Regions from separate parts of the Homo sapiens genome. Here regions 1 and 2 are each linked to region 3. A link is an interaction called in ENCODE POLR2A ChIA-PET data of the cell type or tissue named here. Cell type or tissue: MCF 10A. All regions are shown on one strand. Region 1 overlaps SLC27A2 (solute carrier family 27 member 2). Region 2 overlaps GNB5 (G protein subunit beta 5). Region 3 overlaps MAPK6 (mitogen-activated protein kinase 6).

Region 1 (4,000 bases), 1.9 Mb after region 3:
TCTGTCTCACAGCTCTTAAGATTCTTTCCTTGGTCTTAACTTTGGATAACCTGATGACAATGTGCCTAGGCAAAGATCTTTATGTGATGAATTTCCCAGGTGTTCTTTGTGCTTCATGTATTTGCATGTCTAGGTCTAGCAAGGCTTGGAAGTTTTCCTCAATTATTCACCCAAATATGTTTTTCAAGTGTTTAGAATTGTCTTCTTCCTCAGGAACATCAAGTATTCTTAGGTTTGGTCTTTTAATCCTAGACTTCTTGGAGGCTTTGTTCATATTTCCTTATTATTTTTTCTTTGTCTTTATTTATTGGGTTAATTCAAAGACCTTGACTTCGAGCTCTGAATTTCTTTCTTCTACTTGTTCAATTCTATTGCTGAGACTTTCCAGAGCATTTAGCATTTCTAAAAGTGTGTCCAAAGTTTCCTGAATTTTTGCTTGTTTTTTTCATTTACTTTTTTTTTTTTTTTTTTTTGAGACAGAGTCTCACTCTGTCTCCCAGGCTGGAGTGCAGTGGCGCGATCTTGGCTCACTGCAAGCTCTGCCTCCCAGGTTCATGCCATTCTCCTGCCTCAGCCTCCCGAGTAGCTGGGACTACAGGTGCCTGCCACCACTCCAGCTAATTTTTTTGTATTTTTAGTAGAGAAGGGGTTTCACTGTGTTAGCCAGGATGGTCTCAATCTCCCGACCTTGTGATCTGCCTGCCTCAGCCTCCCAAAGTGCTGGGATTACAGGCTTCAGCCACCATGCCTGGCCCTGTTTTTTTCTTTAAGCTATCTATTTGCTTGAATATTTCTCCTTTCACTCTTGTAACGTTTTTTTGGATTTCCTTGCATTGGGCTTCATATTTCTCTGGTTCCTCCCTGATTAGCTTAATAACTAACCTCCTGAATTATTTTTCAGGCAAATCAGGGATTTCTTCTTGGTTTGGATTCGTTGCTGGTGAACTAGTGTGATCTTTTGGGGATGTTGATGAGCCTTGGCTTTTCATATTAGCAGGGTTGGTTTTCTGATTCCTTCTCATTTGGGTAGGCTCTGTCAGATGGAAGGTCTAGGGCTGAAGGGTGTTGTTCAGAATTTTGTCCCATGGGGTGTTCCTTTGATGTAATACTCTCCCCCTTTTCCTATGGATGTGGCTCCTGTGAGCCGAACTGCAGTGATTGTTGTCTCTCTTCTGGGTCTAGCCACCCAGCAAGTCTACCTGGCTCTGGGCTGGTACTGGGGGTTGTCTGAACAGAGTCCTGTGATGTGAATGATTTATGGGTCTCTCAGCCATGGATACCAGCACCTGTTCCAGTGGAAGTGGCAGAGGATGCAATGACTCCATGGGATCCTTAACTTTGGTGGTTTAATTCCCTGTTTTGTGCTGTTGGCCTCCTGCCAGGAGGTGGTACTTTCCAGAAAGCATCAGCTGTAATAGTGTGGACAGGCACCAGCAGTGGGCAGGGCCCTAGAATTCCTAAGATTATATGTTCTTTGTCCTCTGATACCAAGGTGGATAGGGAAGGACCATCAGGTGGGGCCAGGGCTAGGCCTGTCTGAGCTCAGACTCTCCTTGGTCAGGTCTTGCTGTGGCTGCTGTGGGGGATGGGGGCGAGATTCCCAGGTCACTGGAGTTGTGTACCTAAGAGGATTATGGCTGTCTCTGCTGAGTCATGCAGGTTGTCAGGGAAGTGGGGGAAAGTTGGCAGTCACAGGCCTCACCCAGCTTCCAGGCAACCTGAAGGGCTGGTCTCACTCCCACCGTGCCCCCTCAACGGCCCCGAGTCTGTTTCCAGGTGGAGGGCGAGTCAGGCTTGAAAACTTGCCCAAGGCTTTCTGCCTCCCAGCTGTTAAAGAAAGGGCTTTAGTTCTTCTCCGCCTGTGGAGTCTGCAAGCCAGATTCACACCCTCCCTGGAGTTCTGGCCAGGAGTCTTCTTGCCCCGTTCAAATTATCCCAAAGTTTAGCTAGAGAATTCCTTCTCCCTGTGGAGTTTTGCCCCCTGCTCCTCTGGCCACCCTCCTGATGGATCCCTGTGGTGCCAGGCGGGAATGGGCTGCTAGGGGAGCCAGTGAGCTCCCAGGGCCTTTCTGCAGCTTCCTCTACCTTTGTATTTTGCTCGGTTTGGCTCTCTAACTTGACGAGGCTCCAGGTAAAGTCGGGAAGTTCTACAAACAGACCTTCAGCTTCTCCAGTATGTGTTCGGGAGATGAGGGTCTCCCTTTCCCACTTCTGCAGTTGGGGCGATCACAGTATTTGGGGTGTCTCCCGGGTCCTCTAGGAGCAATCCACTTCTTTCAGAGGGTCTGTGGGTCCTCTTGGGGTTGCTGGTTAGTTCTTGCAGTCAAGCTGGAGCTAAAATTCACAATGTGAGCCTCTCATGCTGCTCTGTCTGGAGCCACAATCTAGTCCTGCCTCCCGCTCGCCATGATCCTGTCCTCCGTATTTTACTTCTTACACAGATTTTCAAATAACTCCCCTGTTTTAAGTCTGACACTTCATCCCACCTTCAGCTGTATTCAAAGCCTGCAATTTCTCAGCCTTCAGGAAGGCAACTGGCTTCCTTCCTGTTGGGACTTGCCTCTTAAGTTTCACCCTTCTCAGCCTACTATGTCAGTCACTGTTATCTTTTAGCTTCCTATACTATGTAGTTCATGGTTGCAATGTCTCTTAGTTTCTGAGATGATGGTGCTTGTGTGTGTTTTTCTCATCGCCTTGTTTTGGGGTGACTTCCAAGAGGTGAAAGGGAAGAAGGTCTTTATCACCTTAGAAAAACTCCAGAGTCCCTGTTCTTAATAATTAATATGTTACACTTCTGCCTGGACAAGGCTCCACCTGTTTGCTTTACAGAAGAGGCCCTTCATCCTTCTGTGTATTCTCACATCGTAGCCAAAAGGACTGTCTAAAAATGCCATCTCCCACATTGCTCTTCCATGTAAGGCCCTTTAGTCATGGCTTGTCATGTTCACATTTGAGTCTCAGCAGAGTAAAGCCCTTGCCACCTGACCCAGCCCCTCAGCTTCACCTCCTGCCAGACTGCTTGCAGTTCCCAGTGTGCTGGGTCCTTCATCTCACTGCTCACGTGATTTTCCTGCTAGCCAGAAGCCCTTCTTTTCTTGCCTGGCTGCAGAACTTCTCCGTACTCTTCAAAGCCCACCTTCCCTGGCGAACCTTCCTGATTCTGCTCCCCTTCCCTCTTTCTTTTGGCCTCCCTCTGTCTTGGGCCCCAGTCATATTGGCCACTCTCCACTCTGTGCTGCAACAGATCCATCCATTCTCTTTTTTGAACAGAATGAAGCTGATGCAGAGACAGAAATTTTAGGCTAGAAGGGACCACAGAGGTTATCTAATTCTGGGGGGACGCAGTCAACACTAGAGGTAAGTTGAATCTATTCAGCTTTTTCAGGGTTCTGGCCAATATTATTTCTCCTTCCAAATATCATGGTTCTATGTGTGGCCCCTGGAACTCTTTTTTGGTTCCCTTTCTGTCTTCCTCCTCCCACACTCCAGCAGGTGTCATAAAGCCTCATTGAGACCCCTGTACTGGAGCCTTGTCCAGTACAGACTGTAGCTTCAGTCTGTAACTGGAGGAAAGAAACACTGAGCTTTAGCAATATCATGCTCCAATAAATAACTTTCCCTAGATGACATTGTTTTTAGGCAACTACAAAAACCGAATGGGAGCTGACAACCATACACTGCAAGAAATGAATCAGAATGGCCTTTCATTACAAACAGTCGCTTTGAAAGCAAAGGCCCAAATACAATGCGGGAAGACGGCAAAATAGAAAATATTCACTATAATATTTTAAAAATCACTTAAGTCAGTAGCTTTGCTATCCCATCCCCTACTCAACCTCAGATGAGAGTGATTAACTAAGTAGAATGTTTTCCCTTATTTCTTCCTTTGTGTAAGTGGGCAGAATTTTCATTGATTCATTCAACAAATATGTATGGGGTACTTATTATGAGCTACACACTGTTAGGCATGGAAAGTGATAATGATAATAATGGCAACATG
Region 2 (4,000 bases), 100 kb before region 3:
TTCACTGCCGCCTCAAACTCCTGGCTACCTCAGCCTCTCAAGTAGCTGGGACTACAGGTGTGTGCCACCACACCTGGCTAATTTTTGCATTTTTTTGTAGAGACGAGGTTTCTCCATGTCGCCCAGGCTGGTCTTGATCTCCTGGGCTCAAGCGATCCACCTACCTCTGCCTCCCAAAGTGCTGGGATTACAGGCATGAGCCACCGCACCCAGCACATTTACTGCTTTTTATAATAAGGGAAAAATGAGTACTAGAATGGGAGTCAAGATCAAGAATAAAAGGAGGCCGGGCATGGTGGCTCACTTTGGAAGGCTAAAACGGAAAGATCACTTGAGCCCAGGAGTTGAAGACCAGCCTGGGCAATATAGTGAGACCTCAACTCTCAAAAAAATAAAAATAAAAAAATAAAAATTAGCCAGGCATGATGGTGTGTACCTGTGGTCCCAGCTACTCGGGAGGCTGAGGTGGGAGGATCACTTGAGCCCAGGAGGTTGAGACTGCAAAGAGCTATGATTGCACCACTGCACTCAAGCCTGTGTGACAGAATAAGATCCTGTCTCAAAAAATAAAAAATAAAAAGAGAAAGGGGAAAACAATTCAACTCTAAAGAGTCTTTAACTTGAAATTAAACTGAGGAATAATCTGCAAGACAGGCTCAAACCAGACAGACCAGGAAGGACATGGTGTTCATTTCAGCCAACAGGCACAGCAGCCTCCTGGGGCTGTGTGGGAGCTTTACTCCAATTCCCAGGTCCTTGAGGCAGATGCTAATATTGTTAAGGAACAAAGCAAGTTTATGTCGTTTCTCTGAGTACAAATCTAGACTAAATTTGATAGAAGGATGTATTATCTGATACCATTAACTTTTCTATCTATTCTAAATGTAATTTTTTGAAAAGTTTTATTATTGAATGCTTTATGGCTTAGAGTCTTGGACTATTCTGATTTATGGCTTAGGGAAAAATCTAGGAAAACCAACTTTCTAGATTAGCCTGGAGCAAACATATTCCTTGACTTTTTTCATATTCTAAGAAAATGTGATCTGTGTACCGACGCTTACAGAAGTCGGTTTCTCTACAGTCATCCTCTTCCCTGCTGTTTGGCCACATGCCTCCTGCAGCCATCAGAGGCAGCAGAAAGCTAACCTGCCTTCATTTCCTTTCCCCTTCCTTTCTCTGCATTCACTGTTATACTCGAGCTGGCTAATGCAAGGGTGTTTAGAGTACTTTCCCAATAAACAAATGCTCACTGTGGAAAAATCTAGAAATATAGAAGAAAACAAGTCATTCATAATCTCAATACCTAGAGGTAGCCATTTTTAATATTTTCATGTATTTCATAGCTTATGTTTCCATGTTTGTGTATATATTTATAAGCTTACTAGGGACTGTACTAGATAGAGGATTTGAGCCCAGTTTTAACATTCAGCACAATGGATTGAGTAGCTCCCCATGTCATTTACATTTCTTTTAATGTCATCATTAAAAATTCTTATATGGAACCTTACAGTATTCAATCTTAAAGATGGTCCCATAACTTAATTCTCCAAACTTTTAATTAGGGAATTCAGGGTAGAATTTTTTGTGGCTCATGAATTTTTTTTTTTTTTTTTTTTTTTGGAGATAGAGTCTCACTTTATTGCTCACCTGGAGTCCAGTAGCGTGATCATGGCTCACTGCAACCTCCACCTCCCAGATTGAAGTGCTTCTCTTGCCTCAGCCTCCCAAGTAGCTGGGATTATAGTCGCACACCACCATGCCTGGCTAATTTTTTTTTTATAGTTTAGCCATGTTGTCCAGGCTGGTCTCAAACTCCTGACCTCAGGTGATCTGCCTGCCTCAGCCTCTCAAAGTGCTGGGATTACAGGCATGAGCCACCACGCCCAGCCTCATGAATTTTTTTAAGGCAATTCACAAATCTCTGACAAATACAAGTGAGATAAATGTGACTATTAATGTTTTCCTTCCATACAGGGGTTTGAGAGGGTTTTTTTTTTTTTCTTCAGCTTTTAAGTTCCAGGGTACATGTGCAGGATGTGCAGTTTTGTTACATAGGTAAACATGTGTCATGTGGTTTGCTGCACAGATCAACCCATCACCTAAGTATTAAGCCCAGCATCCATTAGCTATTCTTCCTGATGCTGTCCCTCCTGCTATGCCCCTGACAGGCCCCAGTGTGTGTTGTTCCCCCGATGTGTCCATTTGTTCTCATCGTTCAGCTCCTACTTATAAAGGAGAACATGTGGTGTTTGGTTTTCTGTTTCTGCCTTAGTTTGCTGAGGATAATGGCTTCCATGTCCCTGCAAAGGACATTATTTCATTCCTTTTTATGGCTGCATAGTATTCCATGGTATGTATGTACCACATTTTCTTTATCCAGTCTATCATTGATGACCATTTGGGTTCATTTCACATCTTTGATATTGTAAATAGTGCTGCAATGAACATTCGTGCATGTATCTTTTAATAGATTGGTTTATATTCCTTTGGATATATACCCAGTAATGGGATTGCTGGGTCAAATGGCATTTCTGCTTCTAGATCTTTGAGGAATTGCCACACTGTCTTCCACAGGGTTGAACTAATTTAATTTACATTCCCACCAACAGTGTAGAAGCATTCCTTTTTCTCCGCAACCTCACCAGCATCTGTTACTTCTTGACTTTTTAATAATCACCTTTCTGACTGACATGAGATGGTATCTCATTGTGGTTTTGATATGCATTTCTCTAATGATCAGTGATATTGAGCTTTTTTTCATGTTTGTTGTCTGCATGAGTGTCTTCTTTTGAGAAGTGTCTGTTCATGTCCTTTGCCCACTTTTTAATGGGGTTTTTTTTCTTGTAAATTTGTTTAAGTTCTTGTAGATTCTGGATATCAGACTTTTATCAGATGGATAGATCACAAACATTTTCTCCCTTCTGTAGTTTGTCCCTTCACTCTGATGTAGTTTATTTTGCTATGCAGAGGCCCTTTGTTTTAATTAGATCCCATTTATCAATTTTTGCTTGTGTTGCAATTACTTTCGGCATTTTTGTCATGAAATCTTTGGCCCATGACTATGTCCTGAATGGTATTGCCTAGGTTTTCCTCTTTACCTCTTTTCTTTTCTTTCTTTTCTTTTTTTCTTTTTCTCTTCTCTTCTTTTCTTTTTTTTTTTTTTTTTTTTTTTTTGAGACAGAGTCTCGCTCTTGTCACCCAGGCTGGAGTGCAATGGCGTGATCTCTGCTCACTGCAACCTCCGCCTCCTGGGTTCAGGCTCTTCTCCTGCCTCAGCCTTCTGAATAGCTGGGATTACAGGTGCCCACCACCATGCCCAGCTAATTTTTTGTATTTTTAGTAGAGACGGGGTTTCACCATGTTGGCCAGGCTGGTTTCAAACTCCTGACTTCAGGTGATCTGCCTGCCTCAGTCACCCAGGCTGGAGTGCAGTGGTGCGATCTCGGCTCACTGCAGCCTCCGCCTCCTAGGTTCAAGTGATTCAAGTGCCTCAGCCTCCCAAGTAGCTGGGACTACAAGCATACGCCACCACACCTAATTTTTGTATTTTTAGTAGAGACGGGGTTTCACCATGTTGGCCAGGCTGGTCTCAAACTCCTAACCTCAAGTGATTCGTCCACACTGGCCTCCCAAAATGCTGGGATTACAGGCGTGAGCCCCCACATCCGGCCTGGTATTGCCTAGATTTTCTTCTAGGGTTTTTATAGTTTGGGGTTTTACATTTAAGTCTTTAATCCATCTTGCATTAATTTTTGTATAAGGTGTAAGGAAGGGGTCCAGTTTCAGTCTTCTGCATATGGCTAGCCAGTTCTCCTAACACTATTTATTAAATAGGGAATCCTTTCCCCATTGCTTGTTTTTGTCAGGTTCATCAAAGATCAGATGATTGTAGGTGTGCAATCTTATTTCTGAGCTCTCCATTCGGTTCCATTGGTCTGTGTGTCTGTTTTTGTACCAGTACCCAGCTGTTTTGGTTACTGTAGCCTTGTAGTATATTTTG
Region 3 (4,000 bases):
TCACATCAGTGGTTATGTGCTGGAAGGCAAAATCAAGCGGGGCAGGGGCATATGAGTGATGGGATGCATGCTATTTTATATGCGCTGGTCAGGCACAGCCTCTGTGATAAAGTGACATTTGAGCAAAAACTTTTTTTTTTTTTTTTTTTTTTTGAGATGGAGTCTCACTCTATCGCCCAGGCTGGAGTGCAATGGCGCTATCTCTGCTCACTGCAAGCTCTGCCTCCTGGGTTCACGCCATTCTCCTGCCTCAGCATCCCGAGCAGCTGGGACTACAGGCGCCCGCCACCACGCCCAGCTAACTTTTTGGTAGAGATGGGGTTTCACCGTGTTAGCCAGGATGGTCTCGATCTCCTGACCTTGAACAAAAACTTCTAATGAGGGAGGGAGGGAGTGATGCAGCTCTCTGGGCCAAGAGCTTTCGAGGCAGCCAGAAGAACATGTAAGAAACCCTAAGGTGGGAGCAACTGTGGCCCAGTGCTGTTGAAGCCATGCAAGCGCAGGAGGGGGCAGTGGAGAGGTGCCTGTGAGCCTCGGTAAAGACATTGATATTTACCCTCAGGAGGGGGAGTCATTCAAATTTTGAGAAACTAGAGGAGTGATGTGGTTTGACTTAGGACTTACAAGGATGACTCTGCTGTACTGACCATAAACTGCATGGTGGCCAGTTAGGAGGCTATTGGCATGGTCCAGCAGACTGGGATGGTGGACTGGATCACAAGGCAGCGATAGAGATGGTGAAAAGTGGTCAGATTCTGGATATGGCCATGGGATTCACTGATGGATTGGATGTGAGTTTTCAGAGAAAGGAGTCTAAGATGACTCCAAGGCTTTTGGCTTCTAAATGAAGATGCTTGTTCTGGGGGGTGGGGTGGGGGAAGCAATTGCAGACTCATGGGCTCAGTCTAGTCTTTTGGAGTCTGAGAGCTGCTACACTTAATTTGTTTGGGCAATGGTTTGACTGGTGAGAAAGGACCAGAAGCTGGAGCCAAAAGTTGGATAGAGCTGGTGGGCACTATGGCTAGAGCAAGAAGCCATCTGTAGGTCAAGGCCAGAAGTTTAGATTGATAGGAGAATGCAATACTGAAGGCAGCGTCAAGGTCAGAATCCAGTGTTCAGTACAATTTGGGTGGCATGGGCAGTAATTCAAACAGGACAAGGGCAATGGTGATTTATTAAGTACCAGGCATCATGCTAAAAAGGCTTTGTGTACAGTATCTCATTAAATTCTTACAACTCTACGAATTAGGTATCATTAGCTCTACTTGACAAATGAGGAAAATCAAAAGGTTGAATAACCTCTACAAGGCCACAAGGCTTGTAAGCAGAAGAACAGTTTTAAGCTTTGATTTGATCTGACTCCGAAGCATGTGTGCCTAAACACTATGCAATGCTGCATGCAAGGTTCAATGTCCCAGCTGGCAGCTGAGGTTGCCTCAGAGGTTCAAGTCAGGAGGGTGTGGGATTGGTAAGTCCGGGTGGAAGCAGAGTCTAAATGTACAGACGTGGATCCAAGTTTGTGGTTTACATTGGGCATGAAGAAACAGGCTTGGACTGGACTTTGAACCAGGAGACTGGGAGCAGCATCTCAAATCTGGCACCGGCGTTCCCACTCACCCAGCTACAACAGCACTAAGACCTAATTAAGCAAGATGATGCAGAGGCTGACAATTGTAATGGAAAGTCAGTATTCTGCTTAGCTAGGTTTGTAACACTACCACTGTATTATACTAAGATAAACATGCGAATCCAGTGGAGTTTCTTTGTTAGAGCTCTGCATTATAACTGAAACAGTGCTCTAACGTGGATGATCAAACACCCTTCCCTTCTGTAAGATATTTGTTACATAGATGTTGGAATCTATGTTGAAAGAGCTCACAAAGATCCTTCTCTTCACCTGGCTTAATTAAGGAGACTGCCCTAGATCCTACAGGAAAGAGCTTAGTGAGTTTACACTGCTCTTTCAAAGGCAAACAACCCTGGAGTTCTAATACTTTTGCCTTTTCCTCTACCTGTCAACTGGTAAACGTGCACTGAACACAAAATTTCATTCTCAATCTGCTTAAAAGGCACATTTAATGCAGCCAGTTCAATAAAGATATTATAGAAATAAGATCTATAAGCAAGCACATCCTGGCAAGAGCTAATCGCTGTGCTATTATAATGGGTTAGAATTGAGTAAGACAGTGTCTGGTTCAGAAGTTGTTCCAGGTCAGTATCGAGTAATACGCATTTCTAGTTGAATAAGGAACTTAGGCTCACCAAGATCGTGACACCCAAATGACAGAGAGTCAGTGGTAAAACTGGGTCCAGAACTCAGATCTCCTGATTTCCGGTTCAATCTTCTTTCTTCTCTACTCAGAAGGTACTAGGATCTGAATGATAAACAATGCTCACATGGAGAGGCATCAGGTAAAACTGCAATTGATTAATATGCCATACATGATGAACCTACTTAGGGTAGAGCTTCTATTGATTTTTAATTCAATAGTAAACAGGTACTGAAAAGGCTGGGAGCAGGTCAGCGGTTCAGACAACGGTCCACTTGCTGACTAGATCACTAACTAAATGTGCTCTATATAAAACACACCAAAGTATCAAATGGAAAACAGTGCTTGCAAATAATTTCATAACCAATACTATGCAGGTGTCTTAACTGAGAAGCAAAGGTGATGTTTGCTTGGATTTTATTTGAAAACCCGATTTGATTCATGATCTACTTCTCCTTAGGTATGGACCCCAGTGTAATGACATAATTGGCTCAGCCTTTAAGATTTAAAGCCTCTGTTCCCAAGCTGCAGTGGCTGGAGCAATAGGAAATGAGAAACAAGGCAATCTCACATTGAAGTGGCTACTTAAGGATCCCTAAGGTGTAGTCATGATTTCCAGCCATGCAGTTGTTTGGAATTAGAAATCCTGATTCCTACTGTAAACTGAACATTGCAAAGCTGGTAGGATTAATTCAATGGAAGAAACTTGGTTTCTTGCTTGGAGGCATGTGGATGAATAAGAACTCTTGTGCATTGCTGGCAGGAATGTGAGTCAGTACAATCACTTTTGGACAGGGACATGGCATCTTCATAGACTTGAAGATATGTAGCAACTCTACTCCTATGTATCTGCCCTAAAGACACTCTTACACATGTTCACAAGAATTCTCACTGCAAAGATGTTGGTAGAAGCAAAATTTTGGAAGATGTCATTTAAGAAATACGTTGTGGTGTAGCAATTAAAACTAAAGCTATCAGGCAAATGATAAAATAGAGCAGGGGTGGCCATACTCATGTCAGAAAAAAATGCTTTACCGCCAGGCACAATGGCTCACACCTGTAATTCCAGCACATTGGGAGGCTGAGGAAGATTGCTTGAGCCCAGGGGTTCAAGACCAGCCTGGGTGACATGGGGGAGACCCTGTCTCTATAAACAAATTTTAAAAGTACTATAAAAAATGTAAAAACTAGCTGGGCATGTTGATTCATGCCTGTGGCTCCAGCTACTCAGGAGGCTGAGGCAGGATTGCCTGAGCCTGGGAAGTCAAGGTTGCAGTGAGCTATGATCATGTCACTGTACTGCAGCCTGGGCCAGAGAGTAAGACCCTGTCTCAAAGGAAAAAAACAGTCAAAAACTGTGACAAGAGACAGAGTAGAGAACCCAGAAATAAATTCTCATCTATATGGTCAAATGATCTTTAACAAAGGTGCCAGCTACTCCTAGGTACTCAAGAGGTTGAGGTGGGAGGATCACTTGAGCCTAGGTTCAAGGTTGCAGTGAGCTGTGATCACACCACTGCACTTCAGCCTGGGTGGCAGAGAAAGAAAGACTTTGCCTCTTGGAGTATTTCATCTTCATTACCCTATAAAGATACTTTGATTGCAAGTGGAGACAAAGTAATTGGCACATAAAATTTTTATTGGAAATTGACTTTACAACTTAGTACTCAGCCTGGGTCACCCTAAAGCAAGCATATTTTATATAAGGGGTTTCAGTTTTACTTTCTTCT

The links. ChIA-PET counts read pairs that join two places held together with the same protein. Peaks named below come from ENCODE experiments on the same cell type or tissue, not always from the same donor. Only the 100,000 strongest peaks of a DNase experiment are listed, where the experiment ranks them.
Region 1: POLR2A ChIA-PET joins it to region 3 with 5 read pairs; 1 of 35 experiments calls an interaction of 5 or more read pairs at or near these places.
Region 2: POLR2A ChIA-PET joins it to region 3 with 5 read pairs; 6 of 35 experiments call an interaction of 5 or more read pairs at or near these places.

What each region holds. Positions count from the first base shown.
Region 1 is chr15:50,208,544-50,212,543 of GRCh38, reverse strand. All of the region lies in intron 4 of SLC27A2 (solute carrier family 27 member 2), which reads right to left. Among named protein-coding and RNA genes, the nearest start is that of SLC27A2, 28 kb to the right of the region's middle. RefSeq lists an enhancer at 1,208-1,787. In MCF 10A, no CTCF peak of the experiment used is centred here; a DNase peak (open chromatin) is centred at 1,593.
Region 2 is chr15:52,168,713-52,172,712 of GRCh38, reverse strand. All of the region lies in intron 3 of GNB5 (G protein subunit beta 5), which reads left to right. Among named protein-coding and RNA genes, the nearest start is that of CERNA1, 9.3 kb to the left of the region's middle. In MCF 10A, no CTCF peak of the experiment used is centred here; no DNase peak of the experiment used is centred here.
Region 3 is chr15:52,067,264-52,071,263 of GRCh38, reverse strand. It overlaps MAPK6 (mitogen-activated protein kinase 6), which reads right to left. Exons shown (of 6, transcript NM_002748.4): 6 at 3,889-4,000. The region is part of intron 1 of LOC112268150 (a long non-coding RNA gene); the gene reads left to right. Among named protein-coding and RNA genes, the nearest start is that of BCL2L10, 44 kb to the left of the region's middle. In MCF 10A, no CTCF peak of the experiment used is centred here; DNase peaks (open chromatin) are centred at 1,523 and 3,033.